3 separate regions of the Homo sapiens genome follow, and regions 2 and 3 are each linked to region 1. Evidence: chromatin loops called from intact Hi-C (ENCODE). Cell type or tissue: PC-3. All regions are shown on one strand.

Region 1 (8,000 bases):
ACAATTAGAGAGGCCTCATGTTAAAAATTCAAATCTTCTAAGAGGTGTTTTTAATGTTCCCAGTGTCAAGAATACACACTCTGGAGTTGTAATCCATAACCTGAGGCTGACAGCCGAATGGAGAGGATGAGGGGGAGGCAAGAATGAGACTAGAAATAGAAAGTTGTGGGAATACAAAGCAAGCTTCCTGGCCAGATTAAAAAAAAAAAAAGAAAAGAAAAGAAAAGATGACTGAGATCATAAAACTGTCCCAGGAGGAAGATAGAACAGGGATGGGCCCACTCCGTCTGATGTATTCTCACTGCGCCTTACTGGCAACCCTTCCAGAAGCTGGTAGTAATAACAAGGGGCACCTATTCTAGACTTAGATCTGCTCTGCAAGGAAGATGCTGGTGAAAAAGAAATGAATGGACACTTGGGAAGAACCACACACATCATTTTCGAGCCCTGAATGGCCAGAAGGGAATGCTAAGTCTAATGTAGACACAACCTTAGAGTTCGGGCAGAGCTCTTGCAGATGTACACTAAGCCGATTCAGAGAAAGATAGGCTGGAGGCTCGTGACTTGAGAGTCTGGAAGATAAGACAACTTAAGCACTGGGAGACTCTTAGAAACAGGCTTTATTAGGAAATCTGCAAATTATGCCAAGATTGAAGGAAGAAAGATACCTAAAGAGGCAACATGTCTTACATGGGGGAATGGGAGGACTTTATAGGGAGCTCAGATTTTTAAAAAATGGGGTATATTTAGGCATTCAATAGCATACAGTGAAAAAACTGAAGAAAAAAGAAAACATAATCAAGAGAAAAATAAACATGTCAAAAGAAAAATAAGCATATCATAAAAGCTGAATCTCAGAATGAATGAAAATATTTTAGAAGAAAAAGGAATTTTTAACTTCCATTCAGATCATATCTGAAAGGAAAGCTAACAAATGTTAGGGAAAGCACAGCAATATGATCCCTATCTACTCTATTGACGGGATAATCATTCGATGGCCAAGAGAAGATAAGGCGTTGGAATGAAAGAACTTCAGTTCCAGCTTGGCCAAGAGAATTTAAGAGCATCTGTGATTAACCCAGGCCAAGTGCCCTAGCCCAGGTGTATATCTTGGTGAGTCAAGGGGTTTGGTGTCCATGAGTCACCCTCCATCCCTGCTCTCTGAGGGCCTGGGATGGGAGAGCCACCAAAACGGCTGGGGGCGGGGGAGGAGCACTAGCTGTTGAGACGGGAAGTCTGAAGTCAGGAAGGCTAGAGATATTCCCTAGGAAAAGGAATATACTACAGGCAACATTGTGTTGCGGGCTGCAGCTATATACACACACACACACACACACAGATAGGGGACAAACTAGTTAGGATTGCTTTTTTTTTTTTTTTTTTGAGACGGAGTCTGGCTGTGGCCCGGGCTGGAGTGCAGTGGCGCGATCTCTCACTGCAAGCTCCGTCTCCCGGGTTCACGCCATTCTCCTGCCTCAGCCTCCCAGGATTGCTTTCATAGAACGTGCTACAGCATTCTTTTTTCATCTTCTCCCCAATCCATTCTCCCCTCACCAGCTGTCAAGCCCCTTCCTACCGGCCTAGTCCATTTCACATGCCTTATCTTTTTTTTTTTTTTTTTTTTTTTTTTTTGAGACGGAGTCTCGCTCTGTCGCCCAGGCTGGAGTCCAGTGGCGCGAGGTCGGCTCACTGCAAGCTCCACCTCCTGGGTTCTGGCCATTCTTCTGCCTCAGCCTCCCGAGTAGCTGGGACTACAGGCGCCCGCTGCCACGCCCGGCTAATTTTTTGTATTTTTAGTAGAGACAGGGTTTCACCGTGTTAGCCAGGATGGTCTCGATCTCCTGACCTCGTGATCCGCCTGCCTCGGCCTCCCAACACATGCCTTATCTTGCCAGTGTCATTGCCAAGCTACGTTTGTATGCTTACAAATCTGTAGATTACTGGATCTCAATGTGTGGGCCTCTGACCAGTAGCACTGTCATCACCTTTGAGCTTTTTAGAAACACAAATTCTAGCAAAATCTCTGGTGAAGAAACCCAGCCAGAGATGTGTGCTTTAATAAGCTAAGTGATTGCTAAGCAATGTAAGTTTAAGAACCATGGTTTCAAAAGACTGGGCACATGTGGTAACCTATGAGAACTCAGGCATAGCATCTTAATCTTTTCACTATTGTGTCCCCCGCCTTTTTTTTTTTAATCACAATTTCTCTGAAAGATACTTTACGTAAGCAACCCATAATGTAACTTAAATATCTTGGTAAATTCAAAGTTCAAGCTATATAACCGTCATACCTACTGAACTGCTGATGGGTTAGCACCAAACCTTCCAGCCTGATGGGAAATCTCACATCACAGCTTCCAACCATGTTCTGAATTTTAAAATCGAGGAATCTGGCAGGGAACCCAAGCTTCTGCACCACACGAGCATATTTTCTTGCTGCAAGTCGAGACTGCTCTTCACTGGGGAGGGGCAAATATGTTTAAAGATGTCTTAATCGCTACATCCTCTCAACTACTGGTGTTGTATTGGATTGTTACCATTTGTACCACGTTTATCTTTCAATGTATACTATGAAGCTGTAGGCTTTGTGAGGAGGACTTACTTCCCATACTTTCGTCCCTAGCACCTTATAAAAGGTCTTGTAAAATTGTACAGCTGTTGAACAGAATCATAAATTTTTGTCTTCATTTGTCACCTTTCATATATGAAGTACTTTTACTTTTACTTGGGTGTTATTTGCTAAAACGATTCCAAGGATTCGCAAAGTGTGTCCCCAGACCAGCAGCTTCACCTGGGAACTTGTTAGAAATGCAAAGTCCCAGGTTCCACCTCAGACATGCAGAAACTCTGGGGGTGGGGCCGAGCAATCTGTCTTTTAACAAGCCCTCTAGGTAACTGTGCTGCTCACTGCAGTTTGGGAACCATTCATCCAGTCTCAAAGTATGTCCCATTTAGAAGAGAACAATGGCTGGGCACAGTGGCTCACGCCTGTAATCCCAGCACTTTGGGAGGCTGAGGCAGGCAGCTCACCTGAGGACAGTAGCTCGAGACCGGCCTGGCCAACATGATGAAACGCTGTCTCTACTAAAAATACAAAAAAATTAGCTGGACATGGTGGCGGGCACCTGTAATCCCAGCTACTCAGGAGGCTGAGGCAGGAGAATCACTTGAACCTGGGAGGCAGAGGTTGCAGTGAGCTGAGATCGCGCCATTGCACTCCAGCCTAGGCAACAAGAGTGAAACTCCGTCTCAAAAAAAAAAAAAAAAAAAAAAAGAAAACAACAAGAAAAAATAAGGACACATGCATACAAAAAAAAATCGCATATAAGGAGGTAAGATATGTGCTGATTGAGTGGCACAGACAAGGTATCAGTTCTTGAGTCTTTATTGGACACACTGTCCAAAACAACCACATGAAAATACCTCAAAACCCCCCTTGTTTTGCTCGGCTTTCTCACCCAATCTTCAATTCAATTCAAACTCAACACAAGAAGGACAGGAATTTGTCCTACTCTGTGGCTATGTCCTTTAAGTGTCTGTCCTGCTGCACCCCTAAATTCATAGCAGAGCCTGTGGAGTCCTGAGAGGTGAGGCTTCATTTCTCCTTAGGTATTTTTCAACTGTTAGTGACAAAACAAAACAGTAGGTAGCAACACCTGCAGGGTGAATCAGGTGAATTCCACCCCCCTCATGGGTTTGGCCCTATTTTTAGGCTGTAAATCAGAAACACCTGAAAGAAAAGCCAGTTTGAACTTGTTTGCCTGGACTAAAGCAAGTGTTTGATTCTCTTATCCAGATCCTTCACCAACACTGCCCCCTCTTGGGTATTCGTTACTACATACATGTGTCACCTCATTTAATGTTGATTCTCCTCACCCACTTTAAAAAAAAAAAAAAAAAAAAAAAAAGAGATTGGGTTTTTGCTCTGTTACCCAGGCTGGAGTGCAGTGGCATGATCATAGCTCACTGCAGCCTTGAACTTCTGGCCTTAAGTGATCCTCCTGCCTCAGCCTCCTAAGTAGCCTGCAGGGGCATGCACCACCACACCTGCCTAAATTTTTATAGAGACAGGGTCTTGCTGTCTTGCCCAGGCTGGGCTCAAACTCCAGGACTCAAGTGACCCTCCCAACCTCAGCCTCCCCAAGTACTGAGGTTACAGGTGTGAGCCACTGCACATGGCCATCTGTTGATCTGGTATCTACTCACTAGATTGACTACAGCTGCACAGCACTGCCCTTGGCTCTCTTCACCCACTTCTCACTCTTGAAATGTCCTTAGCAAGGCCATGTCCCCAGGTTAGCAGTAAAATAAACTGTTTCCATTTTGAACTACATTTTGCCTAACTAATCTATTACATTTCCCGTAATGTAAATAAGTTCAAATTTGTTCAAGTTTGCATAGTCCTGTAGTTTCTTGGGATATCAGCTGTGATATTCTAAGGACACAGAAGTTTCTATTGAAACAACTAATAGTTGAAAGTCTATATACATGTTCATTGTACAAACATTAGAAAGTAGTTTAAAAATCTTAAAATCTCACCCATACTGGTGTTAACTACCTAAATTTGATCTTCTGCACTTTTCCTACGCAAACACAGGTATCCCTCATACTCTTGCTGTTACAACAAAAGAGAATAGGTTTGGATAAAATGTGGAGATAATACTGGCACCTCTTATTAACTAAATTCTCACAACTCACTATCCAAAACTTCAAAACCAAATATATTTGGATAAAAAGTATCTCTTATTATCTGAACTCATTATCCAAACTTTCACTATCAGATTTTAGGAATAAATTCAGATAAGAAAAGACACTCATGAATGTGTGTAATATGTGTAACATGAGCATATTTTACAATGAAAGTTGGATAACAAACACCATTTAGCTGCTTACTTCTCCCTCTGCAATCCAACTTAATACAATGTGACCATCCTTTCAGCTCAGTATGTGTACTATATGGCTAATACAATTTTACTTTATGACTTCAAATTGAAACCCTATTATTAATTAGGTTTTCCCTGTTCTATTGCTGAAATGAACATTATTACAGACATCTTGCACAACTGTCCAATAATCACTTTAAAATGGAGATTCCTGGGATCAACATAAGAGAAAGTCCAGCAATGTACTCAGACACATGTGAAGAACTTAATATGTAAAAACAGATTGGGGGAAATGTAGTAACAATGGATCCTTCAATAAATGTATCTGAGTACCGACTGATCATTTGGGAAAAATAATTATCTTACATTGAAACAAAATTCTAGATCTGCTCTGTCCAATTAATATAAATTCAGTCCCTCAGTTGTATTAGCTGTATTTCAAGTGCTCAGTAGCCACATCTGACTAGTGGCTATATCATTGCATTAAACAGTGCAGATATAGAACATTTCCATCTAGAGAAAGCTCTAAGTGAATCAAAATACCAGCTATCCTTTTCCTATCACAAAGCAGGACCTGAAAAAGACCAAAAAATATATGAAAGTCAATATTTGTATAATACTGTGCACAAATGCCTTAAGGGCAAAGCCAAATGTAGAAAACAAAGAAAAAAATGGGATAAAATGAGTATACCCTTCAAAATTTGTGTTTTTTAAAAAACCCACCATAGGCCAGATGTAGTAGCTCACGCCTGTAATCCCAGCACTTTGGGAGACCAAGGTGGGAGGACTACTTGAGCCCAGGAGTTCGAGACCAGCCTGGGCAATATGGGGAAACCCCCGTCTCTACAAAAAAAAAAAAAAAAAATTAGCCAGGCCTGGTGGTGCATACCTGTGGTCCCAGCTACTTAAGAGGCCGAGCTGGAAGGATGGCTCCAGCCCGGGAGGTGGAGGTTGCAGTGAGCCCAGATCACACCACTGCACTCCATCCTGGATAACACAGTGAGACCGTGTCTCAGAAAAAAAAAAACAACAAATAAACAAACAACAAAAAAAACACCATAAAATACCATAAACAGTAATCTGAGAAAAAATATTTACAGTATAAAATGGTGAAAATAGTTAACAAAACAAAAACAAAAGATAAATCTCTCCATAGATAACTGAGCAAATGACATAGCAATTTCTGCACTTCTAAAAAGTTATTTAATCTCACTAGTAAATCAAAGAAATGTAAAACAATGTAACTTTTTGTCAATCAATTTAGCAAATATAAAAAGAATATCGACACCCAGTGTCCACAGGATAAAATGAACACTTAGTACATTTATAGAGCGAGAAATTGGCACAACTTTTCAGGAGGAGAATTTGCTTCTTATCTTTTAACACCTACAGGAGAAAACAGGCTCTGCCACTACAGAGTTATGGTGAAAGAATACCCATCAACACAGGGCTTCCTCTGCGTGAGATCCAGGAGAGATGAGATTTTTAAGGGATGCCTCCTGAGCTAATGCAAGCTAATGCTCAAGGAATGTCTAATTGAGCTCCTTTAGAAAGTTCTATCCATTTATCTGCAATGAGGAAAATCCACAATAACTACTTCCCCAGACTTATAACACACTTCATCATTACTGTAACTTAAAAAAAATTCACCTTAGAAACAAGTTGTAGCAGCGCAGTTAAGTCCCCTCGGTTTAATAGGGGAAACTGTAAAATGGGGATATGTCAGTATTTTATTATTTTTTTTAATAGAGACAGGGTCTTGCTCTGTAACTCAGACTGGACTGCAGTGGTATGATCATAGCTCATTGCAGCCTCAAACTCATGGGCTCAGGTGATCCTCCCACCTCAGCTTCCCAAGTAGCTAGGACTAGAGGCATGCACCACCACATCCAGCTACTTTTTAGATTTCTCTTTTTTTTTTTTTTTTTTTTTTTAACAGAGATGGAGTCTCACTGTGTTGCCCAGGCTGGTCTCAAACTCCTGGGCTCAAGCGATCCTCCTGCTTAGGCCTCCCAAAGTGCTGGGATTACAGATGTGAGCCACCATGCCTGGCCCAAGTCAGTATTTATAGGAGTGTTTTTAACCCAAAATGTGGCATTTCATTGAATAAAGTCTTCAGCAAAGAAAGGCATTTTGCTTCTACTATGTGCTTTAGCACATTAATTCTATGCTTCCTTGTTTTACATACTAAATTGTTTCTCTGGTAGGGGTGGAGGGATGATTCCTCATACCTTTTGGCTCCCGTGCAGACCATCTTCCCAGAGCTAAATATAAGGGCTGTTGTCCTGGGCTCTCGGATCCTCATTATGACAGCAGCAAACCTCTATACCCAGAAACCAAAAGAGAATTAGCCTCTGCTAGGAGTTAACATTATCCCAGTTGAAAAAGCCGAGCTGAATATGAAAATCTCAAACAGATTGGATGGGAAAACTAAATGTCTGGGTCTTTTCTCCCTACATTAAGGTTAACAAAAATAATGATGATTCTAAAATGTACTTATTAACAGGTAAAAATAATATCAGTAACTCTTAAATTTGAATGCCTGTTATGTTTCAGTTCCTATTTATTCTCATGATAGGATGAACTTGTGTTTATTATCCTCATTTAGTGCTCAGGGAAAACAAGTAGCAATATAACCTCCAATATTACACAGGAAGTGGTAAAGTTAAGATTCAAAACCCACACTAATCAGATTCTCTGCTTTTTACTTTGACACACTTCCTTTTTCTTTTGAAGAATCTTTTGGGAAAAAAATAAGTATGTTAAAGGCTCACCAAGACTTCAGAATGTACTGAAAAATGACCAAAATGCAGAAGAGTCTGTATGATAGGCATGCTAAAGATGAATGACAGAAAGTTGATGTCAAGGTTCTTGCCTCTTATAGTTCTCAAAGTGTCATTCAAGACCAGCAGCATCAGCAAGCCCTGCAGGTGAGGCTGACACTCGTGAGGGTAGGGAACCTCTGGCCTGCCACATGGACGTGTCATCAAATGGCCTGCTCCTACACAGATAGTCTCTTCACCCCAACTCCTCTCCCCGGTTAAGCTAGGAAGGAAACTGGGGTGGGTGCTAGCTTAAGGGCCAAGCCAGAATTTCTCTGGGTGTCAAGCACAAGTT
Region 2 (8,000 bases), 74 kb before region 1:
TGGGTTCCTGCCTGCCACAGCTTTAATCGGGCAATCCATAAGAAAGCAAAAGGGACTGAAGCTGAAGAGGAATACTAAAGTCCATGTGAGAGGCAACAAAAGGACCGGTTTCTAAAGCTGCAAAACACCTAGATACACCGTTCAAATGAGCGTAGCCCCCTGAGTCATCACTCTAGAAGAATCTGTACATCATCAGGACTGCATTGCTCAGGCATTTTCTAAACTCTAAATTTACGAGCTGTACAAAAAAATTGGTCTTGTTGTTTATAGTGGCATCTCATGTTTGAACCCGGGTGGTATCCCACAGTTGGATTCAGTTGGCTGTGAATAACTGCCTGTTTTCCTAAATCAAACCCATCCTCAAAGGATGAAGACTCACCACCATCCAGGACATTCAGAAGAGTTCACTGCAGATGCTGCAGGTAGTCCTCAAAAATGGGTTCCAGAAATGTTTTGAGCACTGGCAACATATTTGAAATAAGTGAATATTGTCCTGTGAAAAGAATAGCAGGACTTTTAGATGAAAAGTATTCTTAAAAAGAAAAGTCAGGCACCCCACCTTAGACCTCGTATGCTTGATCCTGTGAGATTGATGTTTGTGGCTGGAGGTGGATTTCATGCCCTGTGGTGTTTACAGTGTATATAATGGTTGTGTTTTCATGGGGCTATGAAAGTGCACGTTAAACCTGAGCGCCTTTACCTTTAGATGAGTGCTTTGGCCCCTCTGTGAATAGCACGATTAAAATCCAGTTGTATATAATGGACAGCTAACGGAACAATATAATCACCACAATGCAGCTAGGATAGTGTTGCGGCTATAATTTTGTGTTTTTTTTTTTTAATTGTCTAGTCTTAAATTTGTACATCTTGTATAAAATATGAATGTTTCCCAAATAAACTATGAATGTTTCCTGTATAATATATGAATGTTTCTGAGAAGAAACTCTAAATAGTTGAAAGGCTAACCTGCTCAAAGGATACCAAATAATGGTTTAACTGGACAACCTGAAAATTAGCATAGAAAACAATCCTTTGTTATATTTTAGTGATCCACAAGATTGAGAAAATATTATATAGTTAGATAATAACATTCTTGTCTACTTTATCCTGTCTGGTTACAAAATTTTTTAAAACTTAAATAAAAACATGCATCTTAAATGGAACCCAAGTTTTGCAAAGATTTTTTCTCCTGTTTTGATACAATGTTGAAGAAGGTTCTTGTGAATTGAATCATAAGAATTTTTTAAATTGTTTTGAATTGTTGGAGATAAAGTGTTTTTTTCTGCCACGGAAGAGGCCATCTTCACTTAACATTGAAGTTTAAATTTTTGCAACCTGTCAGTTCTTCCGTTTGTTGTCTGTTCACAACCATTGTATTTCCTGTTCGAGTGACGTATTATCTAGGAGATTCTTACAGCTTATCTAGGCGTCATCATTTGGGAGTCACTAAGGATCTATTCAAGCCTGTAGCTGCTTAGTGCTTGGTGGGGTTGGGAGGTGTTGGACCCCAGAAAGCTGCTGTGGGTGGAAGATCTAAAAACTAGGCTGGCTTGAAATCGAGTACCCACCAAAAAGCCTTGAGACCAGTGTCGGCTGCAGGCTGTGGAGAAGGATGGTACGTGCTCTAGGGGAGGCGCTGTGCTGGGCTGATGTGCTTGGTGACATGGTAGGCTGCAGCCTCCAGGCTCATCAGATTTGTCTGTGACACGGGATCAAGAGGAGGCTGAGAATAGCTTTTCCTTCAAGAGTGTTTTTCCTTATGACTCACCCAGGTGAGGCATGTTGGAAAATGCTTCTAAATCCTAGCTGTCCCCTTGGTTGAGGTTTCCAGTGTTTGTCCTACTCCCCTTGTATTTGCTGTAAACTGGCCATCTCAGTAGTGCCTTCTTAATTGGTTTGTTATGATTCATAATTTAGGTTTAAAGGAGATCAACATAAAGGACCTAGAGTACAGCTTGCCTGTAGACGTCAGCTATGGCTGACATTGACTATGGCTCTACACTGGCCCAGCCTGGACACTGGATAAACAACTCTCTTGGTTGGTTTTCACAGATCAGCCACTCTTGATCTGGTTTTCATGTGGGACACAAAGCTGTGACTGCGTGAGGGGTTAAAGTGACCAAGAGCAGAGGGCACAGTAAGTATGTCCCAGCCCCAGTTGGCATGCAGTACTTGGGTCCCTCAGAAATCGCCGGTTATCTGTTTTGAACTATGTGGCAGGACCTGGTTCCCGGTGCTGTCTGCATGAAAGGTGGAGGATTAGCAGGTGGCATCAGAGGACACCCCCTCCCAGGGCTTCATTTCTAGGCAAGTGTAGCTTTCCTCTTAGGTGAAAGATGCTGTTCTTCAGGGCCCCCTAGTGCCAAGCTGGTGAAAACAGCAGGCTTTTAAAATGTCTCCAGTAGTGTGCCGCACTACCTGCTTTCCTGCATTGCTGTAGGATCACAGAATTCAAGAAAGGACATGATAGTGTGTCAGTGTGGGCACCAGCACCCTAGCCTCTCCCCACTGCACCCCTGCCCCCACCAAAAAAGAGAAAACCTCCCCCCTCAGCTTTTCTTCAGGGACTCAGTACACCTGGCTTAGTTTTTTTCTCTCCTACCTCCTACTTCAAGCCCTTACTTGATCATCTGAAGCAAAAACCAGAACCAGGGAAACTAGAGGAGGAGTCAGGGAGCTGCTGCTCCTATTCCTGGAGTGGTTCACCTCTCCCCTGCCCAGTGGATGGTCCAGACCCAAGGAAGGAGTGAATTGAAAGCTAAGGAGGGGCTCAGGTAAGAGTAACATTTGCTTTTTTAGGCTCTCTTAAATGACTCCAGGTTAAAACAGACATACGAGAGGACTGTTCAAACCCTAAGCACGTTGGTGGCTCTGTGCTTAGGAGATACCTCTTTTGGAACCCAACCCTATGCCCCTGCTTGGCTGGGTGCCTTTCAGCGCCCTCTGCACATCTGCCACCACATGCCCCTCTTCTTGTCTGTCACCGTATCTTTGGCCCTCCCCATCTGTAGGTTCTGCATCGCAGATTCAACCAGCCTCAGATTTAAAATACTCAGAAAAAAACATTGTGTTTGTACTGAACATACACACTTTTTTTCTTGTCATTATTCCCTAAACAATACAAGCATAACAACTGTTTACATTAGGTATTATAAGCAATCTAGAGGTGATTTAAAGTAGATGGGAGGCTATGCATTGGTTATATGCAAATACTAAGCCATTTTCCATCAGAGACTTGAGCATCTGCAGATACCGAGGGACCACTGTGGAGCTTGCCCACCCACTGCACTCAACTCAGAGGGCATCGCCCACAGTGCCTCACACAACACACTCTGTAAAATGTGTGCATTCCTCTCGAGTGACCATTTTAATGTGAGGAGTGCCTCCAGGACCTGACTGCTCTGGGCCATACCATAATTTTCTGTTTAGTATGAGAAACCTGACAGGGAGGTAAAGGGGTCTTGGAGGACCTTGTCCTCTGGCCATAGCTGGTCTCATGGGAGCATCCTTGGTGGAAACTCCCACTGCAGCTATGTGGGGTTTGCTCGGTACCTCTCATTGTGCATCTGGTATAACCTCAGTTCTGTTAGCACCAGTAGTAGCTCCCCTAGCAGCAGGCTCTGAGCCGGTGGTTATGTTATGACCTAGAGGTTCCCTTCCTGGGCTTTGTCCAATCACCGCTTCTAACTTGGACTTGTCAGTACCTTCGTGCCAACCTTTTTGGACCAGCTTGGGGCACTGTTTTTATGTGAGTGTTCCCAGGTATTTTCCATAGCTCCGTTCCTTCTTCACTCAGCAGACTGGCTGTTTGTCCTCCTTTATCTACAGCCTGATACAAAAACATGAAATTAGCCTGCACACTGCGAGCCCTTCTTTTGTGTACACCACCGACTAAACCAATGAGAGCTGATGTTATCTAGCTGTATGTCGGGTATGCCTCGTTTAAAGGCATTCTCTACTGTGCAGTGTCTGACACTTGGGGAATCTGATTGTTTCTGGGGTTGGTTTGTTTGTTTTGAGATGGAGTCTTGCTCTGTCGCCCAGACTGGAGTGCGGTGGTGCGATCTCAGCTCACTGCAACCTCAGCCTGCTGGGTTCAAGTGATTCTTCTGCCTTAGCCTCCCGAGTAGCTGGGACTACAGGCATGCGCCACCACGTGGGCCCAGCTGATTTTTTTATTTTTTTATTTTTACTAGAGATGGGGTTTCACCATATTGGCCAGGCTGGTCTTGAACTCCTGACCTTGTGATCTGCCCACCTCAGCCTCCCAAAGTGCTGGGATTACAGGCGTGAGCCACCGTGCCTGGCTGTTTCTGTTTTTTTGAGATGGGGGTCTCTCGCTTAGGCTGGAGTGCAGTGGCATGATCTCGACTCATTGCAGCTTCAACCTCTTGGGCTCAAGTGATTCTCCTGCCTCAGTCTTCCGAGTAGCTGCAACTACAGCTGCATGTCACTATGCCTGGCTAATTTTTGTATTTTTTTGTGGAGACAGTTTTGCCACGTTGCCCAGGCTGGGAATCTGATTGCTTTTATCCCCGTTTTTCCTCAAAAAAGCTAGTGTTGCAATCTTTGTGAGTTGGTCAAGGTACCTGTGTGGGAGATGTGCAGTCTCAACTGACATACATGTCATTTCCTGCCTGTCATTTGTGGCCATAGCTGATGTTTGCACAACCTCTTGGGAAGAGCAAACATTGGTGGTTATAAACCCTTGGGTAACATCCAGTGCATTTATACCAAACTGATGTGAGGAAAAGCACAGTAAGGTAGCATCACCATTCCAGGTGGTTGGTTTGACCTTAACAGTTTTAGGGGAGCAGAGCCAGTGTCTGGGAAGAACTGAAATGGAAGCAGAGATGGCAGTCCCTTATGTGGCAGCAGCCCATGTAAGAGGTGATGTTCCTCTATCTGCAAAGCAGAACAAAACCTTTTACCCTTTCTCCCAGAGGCCCCCTCAGCCAAGCATCCTTCAGTGAGCAGAGAACAGGCCTCAGAACAAACTCCTTTTGGGACCCCCCTCTCATTCTTTTTGAATTAAGGTGGACTTTTCCTTTACATACTGGTACTGAAGTCTCAGATCTGTTTATTAAGAAGTATGAAGGGCTCATGCCTGTAATCCGAGCACTTTAGGAGGCCAAGGTGGAAAAATCATTAAGCTCAGGAGTTTGAGACCAGGCTGGGTAGGAAAGTGAGACTCTGTCGTTGTACAAAAAATAAATGAGTGAGGCATGGTGGCACACACCTGTAGCCCCTGCTATTCAGGAGGCTGATGCAGGAGGACAGCTTGAGCCTAGGAAGTTGGCTGCAGTGAGCCATGATTGCATCACTGCACTGCAGCTTGGGTGACCCTGTCTCAAAAAATATGAAGATGTTGATAAAGTTCTTAAAAAACTAAAAATCAATTAGTTAAATAAAAAATAAAAAATCAATTAGTTGCCAAACATGAGTAAAATGGAAAGCAAGGTTGTATTTAATTGTATCTGTTCCCTCTCCACTGTGAGGCTGGATAATCTATTTGCATAACTTGAGTGTTTGCAGTCTGGTTCAAGGGTAGGGTTGGAGCCAGGCCTGGCCCACCCACCCTTCCCTATTCTGGGACCGAACTGTTGGCCTTCACTCTGCCCTTCCTCACCAATCCTCCCCTATACAGACAACGCAGCATGATTCTGCTACAGGGTGTGTGGCCTGTCTTGAGCAATACCCTTTCTCTACCAGCCCTTATTTTCTCTCCTAAGCAGAGATGACTTGGCTGCCCTAGTGCCTAAGCTGGGACCTCTCGTGAACTTTTCCTTTTCCACGGCCAGTGGTCTTGGCTTTAGGCCCCTCAGATTTCTAAGTCTGTGCTCCATGCAGGGTCTTGAAAGGAAACTGCTGCACACTTGAAATGAGTAAATTCAAGGATTTATTATAAGGGTGTAGATATAGGGACAAGCCCTTCCCAGTATTTGCAGGGCCCATGGCAGGAACACAGAGAGCCCTCCTGCAGCACATCCCCTCCAGCATCCTCCCACCCTCTGTACTGAGCCACGCCTCAGCCACTTCTCAGGACGAAGGGATCTGTCTGGAGGACAAAGCTGGGGAAGGGCTGGAGGTCCTGAGGTTCTGGGAACCTAGGTAATGGTTTATAAGGAGAACAAAGATTCTGGAACAGTGCCTGCCCCCTTGATCCTTCAAACTCCTTGCCCATGAAGAGGCGCAGGGCAGGAAGGCCAAAGGATTGGCCCTACTAATGTGCAGGAGCTGGTGCAGAGGCCCCAGCTGCCTGGTTGGGGGTAGTAGTGGGTGGGGTAGTAGTGGGCAGGGTAGTGGCTGCACATTAGAATCAACTGTGGAGCTTTTAAAATTCTCAATGCTCAGGGCACACCCTAGACCTATTAAATCAACCACTGGGGGTGGGAGCTCCCAGGTGATTCCAGTTGCAGGTGGGGTTGAGAACTACTGACACGTGTAATAGAACCACGGGGTGATTGTGGTTGGGATGATGGTTCCCAGGTCTGGTGGAAGGAGGAGGGTGGTTGCTGGGATGGGAAGGAGGGAGGAAGGAACAAAGACATGGCAGGGAAGGAGCCAGGGAATGAACACCTTGAGCCTCAAAGGGCCTGGAGACCACCGATGCACCACTCCCAGCATAGTCTCTCTGGCAGTGAGCAGGATGAAGGGGAGGGAGTGGACCTAGAGGGGCAAATGTGAACCAGAAACAGCCTTCTGTGGGACATTTCAAGCAGGGAGAGAGTCACTATTTTGTCAGAACAAGCCTCCCCCCAGCTCTTCTTCAGCTTCCCAAAGGCCAGTGCAAAATTTCCTTCCTTCTCCATGCCTGTGGAAGAAGGAAACCTATTTCCTAAAACTTGATGATCCCTAGGAGGCCCTAAATGCACACCTGGGAAGCTGTTCACCAGGCTCTAGATAAAATTCGTTCCATCCAACAGTTCCAGACCACTGCAATAAAGCAAGTCATGAATTTTCTGGTGCATATACAAGTTATGTTTATGTGATACTGTACTAAGTGTACAATAGCATTATGTCTAAAAAACAATGTACATTAAGGAATGCTTTATTGCTTAAAACATGCTAACAATCAGCTGTGAGTCATAATCTTTGCTGGTGTATGGTTTGCCTCAATATTGATAGCTGACGACTGATCAGAGTTGGTGGCTGCAGAAGGTTGGGTGGCTATGGCAATTTAAGACAACAATGAAGTTTGCTGTATCGATTAACTCTTCCTTTCACGAAAGATTTCTCTGTAGCATGTGATGCTGTTTGATAGCATTTTACCCCCATTATAACTTACTTCAAAATCTCAAACCTCTCTGTTGTCATTTCAATGATGTTTGTAGCATCTTTATCAGGAATAGATTTCATTTCAGTTTCTGCCAGTAATCTCAGCACTTTGGGAGGCCACGGTGGGAGGGCTGCTTGAGCCCAGGAGTTCAAGACCAGGCTGGGCAACATAGGGAGACCTTGTGCCTACAAAAAAAAAAAAAAAAAAAATGGTGTGGTAGTGTATGCCAATAGTCCCAACTAGTTGAGGCGCTGAGGTGAGAGGATCACTTGGGCCCAGGACGTCGAGGCTGCAGTGAGCCATGATCATTGCTACTGCACTCCAGCCTGGATGAGAGTGAGGAAAAAAATAATTTTTTTTTTTGAGTTGGAGTCTCGCTCTGTCTCCCAGGCTGGAGTGCAGTGGTGCGATCTCAGCTCACTGCAGCCTCCACCTCCTGGGTTCAAGAGATTCTCTTGCCTCAGCCTCCCAAGTAGCTGGGACTACAGGTGCGCACCACCATGCCTGGCTAATTTTTGTATTTTTAGTAGAGACGGGGTTTTACCATGTTGGCCAGGCTGGTCTTGAACTCCTGATCTCAGGTGATCTGCCCGCCTCGGCCTCCCAAAGTGCTGGGATGACAGGCATGAGCCACCACGCCCAGCCAAAAGAAACACTTTCTTTTGCTCATCCATAAGAAGCAACTCCTTATCCATTCAAGTTTTATTATGAGATTGCAGCA
Region 3 (8,000 bases), 340 kb before region 1:
CTGGGCTCAAAGAATCCACCCTCCTTGGCTTCCTGAAGTACTGGGATTTCAGATATGAGTCACCACGCCTGGCCAACCAGTGAGTCTCGTCAGTCCTTCTGGTGCATTGCTGAATTAAACGCAAAGAAAAAAGAAAATATAAATGGCCAGGCATGGTGGCTCACGCCTGTAATCCCAGCACTTTGGGAGGTGGAGGCGGGCAGATCACGAGGTCAGGAGGTTGAGACCATCCTGGCTAACACGGTGAAACCCCGTCTCTACTAAAAATACAACAACAACAACAACAACAAAATTAGCCGGGCGTGGCGGCGTGCGCCTGTTGTCCCAGCTGCTGGGGAGGCTGAGACAGGAGAATGGCGTGAACCCAGGAGGCAGAGCCTGCAGTGAGCCGAGATCGCGCCACTGCACTCCAGACTGGGTGACAGAGCAAGACTCCATCTCAAAAAAAAAAAAGAAAAAGAAAAAGAAAATATAAATGAACCCAAATCCCTTCATCTAGAGATAACCATTTGGCTAGATGTAAAAATAGGTTTTGACCAGCCAAATTTTCTGAAAGTCCTTCTAAATTGTTAGGAAGCAAACAAACCTGCCAATTTTATTGATTATAAAAAGTTGCATTGTGGAGTACGGATTAAGTTTTATGGAAATCCCATATTAAGACTTAAAAAAAGGCCAGGCGCGGTGGCTCACACCTGTAATCCCAGCACTTTGGGAAGCCAAGGCGGGTGGATCACGAGGTCAGGAGATCGAGACCATCCTGGCTAACACGGTGAAACCCCGTCTGTACTAAAAATACAAAAAATTACCCGGGCATGGTGGGCGGGCACCTGTAGTCCCAGCTACTTTGGAGGCTGAGGCAGGAGAATGGCGTGAACCCAGTGCGTCCAGAATTGGTTCCTTCCCATGGGTTCTCGGTCTCGCTGACTTCAAGAATGAAGCCACAGACCCTCGTGGTGAGTGTTACAGTTCTTAAAGATGGTGTGTCCGGAGTTTGTTCCTTCAGATGTTCAGATGTGTCTGGAATTTCTTCTTTCTGGTGGGTTTGTGGTCTTGCTGACTTCAGGAGTGAAGCCGCAGACCTTTGCAGACCTTCACAGTGAGTGTTAACAGCTCACAATGGTAGTGCAGACCTAAAGGGTGAGCAGCAACAAAATTTATTGTGAAGAACGAAAAGAACAAAGCTTCCACAGCGTGGAAGGGAAGCCGAGAGGGTTGCCACTGCCGGCTTGGGTGGCCAGCTTTTATTCCCTTATTTGGCCATGCCCACATCCTGCTGATTGGTCCATTTTACAGAGTGCTGATTGGTCCATTTTAGAGTGCTGATTGGTGCATTTACAATCCTTTAGCTAGACACAGAGCGCCGATTGGTGCATTTACAATCCTTTAGTTAGACACAAACGTTCTCCATGTCCCCACCCGACCCAGAAGCTCAGCTGGCTTCACCTCTTACCAAGAGGCAGAGCTTGCTGTGAACCGAGATCACACCACTGCACTCCAGCCTGGGTGACAGAGTGACTCCGTCTCAAAAAAAAAAAAAAAAAGACTTAAAAAATAACTTTATTGTTTTAAATGACTGCCAAGATGTACTGAAGTTGCCTTTGTGGCATAATAATGCTTTCGTTGATGATTTTGTCCTCAATTTGGAATTTGGAACCCTTTTTTTTTTCGCTCTACACCTTCAGAGAAACTTCTCTAGTAAAAAAAAAAAAAAAACTATAGAAATGATCCCTAAAAGTACAGTCTTGGAACCCAACTTTTAAATTTGATTGATTCCTATGGGAAGAGATAGGACACTTTAGAAGAAATGTGTGATATACATTTATAATATACCCCAGGAATAGGTTGTAGTGAAAAACAGAGGCTGCCTGTCTCTGTACCTGAGAGTTTTGGGAGAGAAATGTGGGGGAGGAAAGTGAACTAAACTAGCTAGCTTTCCTCACTTTGTAAATTACCCTTCTGTGACAGCTTCCCACAATAATTTTAGTAACTACTAACTTTTATTGACTACCTACTCTGAGTGAGATACTATTCTAAGTGCATATGTTTTCTTGTTTAATCTTTACAACAGCCTATTCAGCAAATACTACTATTTTCTTTTTTTTCTTTTTTTGAGACAGGGTCTCACTTTGTCGCCCAGGCTGGAGTGCTGTAGCACAAAAACGGCTCACTGCAGCCTCCACCTCCTGGGCTCAAGTGGTTCTCCTGTCTCAGTCTCCTGAGTAGCTGGGACTACAGGCATGTGCCACCATGCCCGGCTAATTTTTGTATTTTTTGTAGAGACGGGGTTTCGCCATGTTGCCCAGGCAGGTCTCGAATTCCTGAGCTCAAGCGATCCGCCTGCCTCAGCCTCCCAAAGTGTTGGGATTACAGGTGTGAGCCACTGCACCTGGCCAAATACTACCATTTTCTCCCTTACACAAATGAAGAAACCAAGATTAAACATGATTAAGTAAAAGTTCATGAAACTAGTAAGTGGGGTGGGGCTGGGACTTAAACTGGAACCCAGAAGGTCAACTGCTATACATCAGGTCCCTTGATAGTTATTTAAATATGATGTCACTGACACAAAATAGGTTTTGGAGTTGGGTTTTGTATCAGTTAGGGTTCTCCAGAGAAACTGAACACATAGGGATACACACACACACTCAGATTTATTTTAAGGAATTGACTAACCCAGTTGTGCAAACTGGTAAGTCTGGAATCTGCAGAGCAGGCCAGCTTGCCAGAAATTCAGGGAAGAGTTAGTGTTGCCATCTTAAATTCAAAATCTGCCCTCTGGAAACTCAGGTAGGGCTTCTATATTTCAGTCTTGAGGCAGAATGGATTTTTTTCCAGGAAACCTCAGTCTTTGTTCTTAAGGCCTTCAACTTAGTGGATGAAGCCAACCCACATTATGAAGGGTAATTTGCTTTACTCAGAGTCTACTGATTTAAATATTCATCACATCTAAAACAATATCTTCAGCCAGGCGCTGTGGCTCATGCCTGTAATCCCAGCACTTTGGGAGGCCAAGGCAGGTATATCACGAGGTCAAGAGATCCAGACCATCCTGGCCAATGGGGTGAAACCCCGTCTCTACTAAAAATACAAAAATTAGCTAGGCATGGTGGCGTGCGCCTGTAGTCCCAGCTACTGAGGAGGTTGAGGCACGAGAATCTCTTGAACCTGGAAGGCAGAGGTTGCAATGAGCCGAGATCACGCCATTGCACTCCAGCCTGGCGACAGAGCGAGACTCCATCTCAAAACAAACAAACAAACAACAACAACAACAACAAAAAACAAATGGGCTGGACTTGGTGGCTAACACCTGTAATCCCAGCACTTTGGGAGGCCAAGGTGGGCAGATCACGAGGTCAAGAGATCGAGACCATCCTGGCCAACATGGTGAAACCCCGTCTCTACTAAAAATACAAAAAAAAAAAAAAAAAAAAAAAAATTTAGCCGGATATGATGGCACACGCCTGTAGACCCAGCTACTCGGGAGGCTGAGGCAGGAGAATTGCTTGAATCCAGGAGGTGGAAGTTGCAATGAGCTGAGATCATGCCACTGCACCCCAGCCTGGCGACAGAGTGAGACTCCGTCTCAAAAAAACAAAAAGCAAACAAACAAAAAAACAGTATATTCCCAGCAACATCTAGACTAGTGTTTGACCAAATGACTGGGCACCCTAGCCTGGCCATGTTGACGCATAAAATTAGCCATCACGGATTTCATTTTTCTTCTTGGAAGAGAAAGGGGAGGATGAATCCTCAAATGTGATTCACTCAAGACTGATAATAACCCCAAGATGAGCCTGCCGCAAGTGAAAAACCAGTCCTCATGGGTTGGCAATCCTTTAGCCACAGCCATGCAAGTGTAGCATTGGCCAGAAGAGGGCACTGCCTCCTACTCGTATGACTATGTACATGGAAACCAATAGGATGGATGGAGATTTGGATGCTACTTTCAATTAATTACCTTTTTTTTTTTTTTTTTTTTTGAGATGGAATTTCACTCTTGTCGCCCAGGCTGGAGTGCAATGATGCAATCTTGGCTCACTGCAACCTCTGCCTCCCAGGTTCAAGCAATTATCCTGCTTCAGCCTCCCGAGTAGCTGGAATTACAGGCATGCACCACCATGCCCAGCTAATTTTGTATTTTAGCTCGGACGAGGTTTCTCCATGTTAGCTAGGCTGGTCTCAAACTCCCGACCGCAGTTGATCCGCCTGCCTCGGCCTAATTATTATTTTTTACAGCCTCTGATTTAGCTTAGTACAACCTTTGATAGAATAAACGCCTGTGAAATTTTAGTATCACTGTGAGACCAAAGCACCTCATTGGCAATACTTAACATTTATGTTCAATAATGCAAGAAGGGCAGGGCACAGTGGCTCACACCTGTAATCCATGCACTTTGAGAGGCCAAGATGGGAGGATTGCTTGAGCCCAGGAGTTCGAGACCAGCCTGAGCAACATAGTGAGACCCCATCTTTTAAAAAAAGTTAAACATAATAATAAGAAGACATGGAATGATTTTATCCTTTGGCTTTCCTAGTGTGCTATATCTGGTCCAACAAGGCAGAGCCCAGTTTTTCCACATCAGGCAAACACAGGCTGATGCTGGGGGAAGGAGGAAGTTGGGGTATTTAGAGATTGAGAGAAGAAACTGGGAGGAACCCTAGACCTCCAGATAGCTGAGGAATCTTGTGACAAAATAGAGAGGACAGGTTTAGAAGGTTGCACTTTGTGTTGTGATTTGAGAGAATAATACTGCAGGCCCCTCTGGCAAAACAACGCTGCCTACCAGAGCAGTTCATCTAATCTGTGGATTCTTAATTGGAGGAGGGAATTCACATAAGTATAGTTATTCTTTAGTTCTCATTAATCATTAAAATCTCCCTCCTCCTCTGCTTCTGTTTTAATGACAGCCTACATTTGTGCAGTGCGAGTCTTTGTGGAAGGTTGTCCCATCCCACAAGGAACAGAGCAGGTACTAATTATTTCCAATTTACAGTTGAGGAGACACAGAGGGTAGGTGGTTTGCTTTGGCTTCCCTGTAAGCCAACCCTGGGAGGGGACCAGAAGCCTGGGGCCTGATTTTAGCCTTGTGTTCTTTCTCCTATCAAAAACATGTTCCTAACTCTCATACACTGCGATTTCCGGTGTCCACCAACTGACTGTATGCCTACACTGTGACACAGAAGTTCTACTTTTAGGAATCTGGCCAACAGAAATGCATGCACACGAGCACCAAAAGACAGGTACAAGATAGTTCATAATTTGTAATAGCCCAAACTGAAGAAAACCTCAAATTCCATCCACATAGAATGGATAAATACATGGTATATTTATATAATGGAATGCCATATAGTAATGAGAATAACAAGATCTATGTGCAATGTGAATAAATTCTACAAATACATTATATATAAAGTTCAAAAGCAGGCAAAATTAATATAAAGTTTTAGAATTTACACTTTGGGAGGCCGAGGTGGGTGGATCACCTGAGGTCAGGAGTTCAAGACCAGCCTGGCCAACATGGCAAAACCCCATCTCTACTAACAATACAAAAATTAGCCGGACATGGTGGCATGTGCCAATAGTCCTAGCTACTCGGGAGGCTGAGGCAGGAGAATCGCTTGAACCCAGGAGGCAGAGGTTGCAGTGAGCCGAGATCATGCCACTGCACTCCAGCCTGGGCGACAGAGCAAGACTTCATCTCAAAAAAAAAAAAAAATGTTTAGAATGTAGGTGAGTGTTTATAACCCACAGGACTAGTAACTGGGAGGGGAATGAGGGTGTTGGCTAGGGTGCCGCTAGTGTTCTACTTCTTGGCTTATGTAATGAGTTCAGTTTGTAAAAATTCACGAAGCTGTACACTGACGAGGTGTGCTCTTTGATGCATATATGTTACACTTCAATAAAAAGTTGTTTTAAATCCTGATTTGTTTACACAAATTACTTTTACATGAGCCGACTTTAATACTACCAAAACTTAGCTCATCCCTGCTTAAAGGTGCAGCAGGCTTATTTACTCTTATGCTCTGACAGAGAGCACACCAGCATTCCCCGAAGACTTTCTGAAGGGTTGTGAGAGCAGCTCAACATCTGCCATTGCATTTTGAGTGCAAGAATACATTTCAGGAGAGCTGCCACACAGGAAGTTCATCCTCTGCCTTTAATACTACAAACATATGCTCTTTCTGTGTGTCCAGAAAGTAAGGAAGAAGACAGTTTCTAAGTGGGCAGGCCAGATGCAGCAAACATCTCACACAAATGGCAAAGCTCAGAACTCACTACAGTCTCGACCTCCTGTGCTCTTGAATAGCTGGGACTACGGGTGCATGCCACCACACCTGGCTAAGTTGTAAACTTTTTTGTAGACACAAGGTCGCACTATGTTGCCCAGGCTGGTCTTGAACTCCTGGGCTCAAGCAGTCCTTCCATGTCGGCCGCCCAAAGTGTTGGGATTACAGGTGTGAGCCATCGCACCTGGCCCATATCCCACTTTTAACAGCCAATGGCACTAGTACTGTTTTCAGGAAAAGCAAGAAAGCCAACTCCTGCATCCTAATGGTGCAGATGGCACCTCCAGAGAAGACAGAGATGAGAAACGGAGCAGCAAACTAAAGCTGCTCAAAACTCCATGGCAGGCCGCGGTGAAGTCATAAATGGAACCAGATTTCCTGTTTCCCTAAGTACACCTGCTTCTCATTAGCTCTTACTGCTTTTTGCAGGACCAGCAGGCTTGAAAATATTAAAGGACAAAAGTACAACATATTCCTTCAGGGATTGGCTGTCTCTGTTCATGGCTACACACCACACATACACATAAAAAAAACACACATACACACACATATACACACATGTGCACACATACACCCACACACGTACACACGTACACACATATACACACACGCACACACGCACATATATGTAGACATTCACACACACACACACACACGCATGCACACATACCCACATAATACACACACATGCATATATACACAAAACATACACACATACACACACATACACACTGCTGGCTTGGACTGCTACTGCCACTTGAGCTCCTTGTATCCTCTATCTCACTGATTCTCTCCCATCCCACGAACAAAAGAGTAAAAATCCTGAAAAACATTGCTAGAAATCCACTTGCACACTTTCTCCAGCTAGATTGCTTTCGGAGGAGTTGACGCTCTTCCTCCCAGCGGACAGAGGGACACAGGATATGTGTCTGTAATTTTTGCACCTCTCCATGATGGGGCAGGGGGCAGTTTTCAGAACTCTGGCAGGCTGTGCCACAGGTGTGTCTTCAACCACACGTGCAGGATCATAGTGTGGGAACTGAGGCAGGCTGCTGTTCTGCCAGAGTCTAAAGGAGTCCTGGGGGCAGCAGAGATAGCTTGGAGTCTGCTTGCTTAATTGGGGCCCAACATCAGGAATTTTCTGCAGTGGCAATACTCAAAGCCAGGTAGATGGCACAAAGACATATACAAAGGTGTTCATTATAGCATTGTCATCAAAGAGAAAAAGAGAAACGACGAAAACATCCAGCAACAGGAAGTGTTAAATTATATATAATCAGCTGGGTGCGGTGGCTCACGCCTGTAATCCCAGCACCTTAGGAGGCTGAGGCAGGTGGATCACTTGAGGTCAGGAGTTCGAGACCAACCTGGCCAACATGGTGAAACCCCGTCTCTACTAAAATACAAAAATTAGCTGGGCATGGTGGCATGCGCCTGTAGTCCCAACTACTCCGGAGGCTGAGGCAGGAGGAGAATCACTTGAACCCGTGAGGTGGAGGTTGCAGTGAGCTGAGATCACAACACTGACCTCCAGCTTGGGCAACAGAGTGAGATTCTGTCTCAAAAAAAAAAATTATATATAATCATATACCATGGATTATCACACAGCCATGAAAAGAAATGAGGCAGCTCTATATTAACCACCATGGAAAGAAGTTTATGCTATGTTGTTAATGATAAAAGCAAGTTGGAGAAAACTACATATAGCATGA

Evidence for each region. Peaks named below come from ENCODE experiments on the same cell type or tissue, not always from the same donor. Only the 100,000 strongest peaks of a DNase experiment are listed, where the experiment ranks them.
Region 2: it touches region 1 in a loop (8-fold over the local background); 8 of 110 quality-filtered maps call a loop at or near these places.
Region 3: it touches region 1 in a loop (4-fold over the local background); 13 of 110 quality-filtered maps call a loop at or near these places.

What each region holds. Positions count from the first base shown.
Region 1 is chr14:55,426,516-55,434,515 of GRCh38, forward strand. It overlaps TBPL2 (TATA-box binding protein like 2), which reads right to left. Exons shown (of 7, transcript NM_199047.3): 4 at 7,115-7,206; 5 at 2,292-2,459. It also overlaps a transcript of FBXO34 not described here. Among named protein-coding and RNA genes, the nearest start is that of TBPL2, 10 kb to the right of the region's middle. In PC-3, a CTCF peak has its summit at 3,813 (motif pointing left); DNase peaks (open chromatin) are centred at 1,096 and 3,796; H3K4me3 peaks cover 527 bases; H3K27ac peaks cover 2,284 bases.
Region 2 is chr14:55,352,449-55,360,448 of GRCh38, forward strand. FBXO34 (F-box protein 34) reads left to right here. Exons shown (of 2, transcript NM_017943.4): 2 at 1-1,163. The coding sequence ends at 78. Among named protein-coding and RNA genes, the nearest start is that of ATG14, 55 kb to the right of the region's middle. RefSeq lists an enhancer at 2,095-2,184. In PC-3, CTCF peaks have their summits at 1,595 and 2,347 (motif pointing left); DNase peaks (open chromatin) are centred at 1,813, 2,333 and 4,653; H3K27ac peaks cover 6,231 bases.
Region 3 is chr14:55,085,878-55,093,877 of GRCh38, forward strand. LOC124903318 (a long non-coding RNA gene) reads right to left here. Exons shown (of 3, transcript XR_007064178.1): 3 at 1-1,130. Among named protein-coding and RNA genes, the nearest start is that of MAPK1IP1L, 38 kb to the left of the region's middle. In PC-3, a CTCF peak has its summit at 3,854 (motif pointing right); a DNase peak (open chromatin) is centred at 3,844; H3K4me3 peaks cover 419 bases.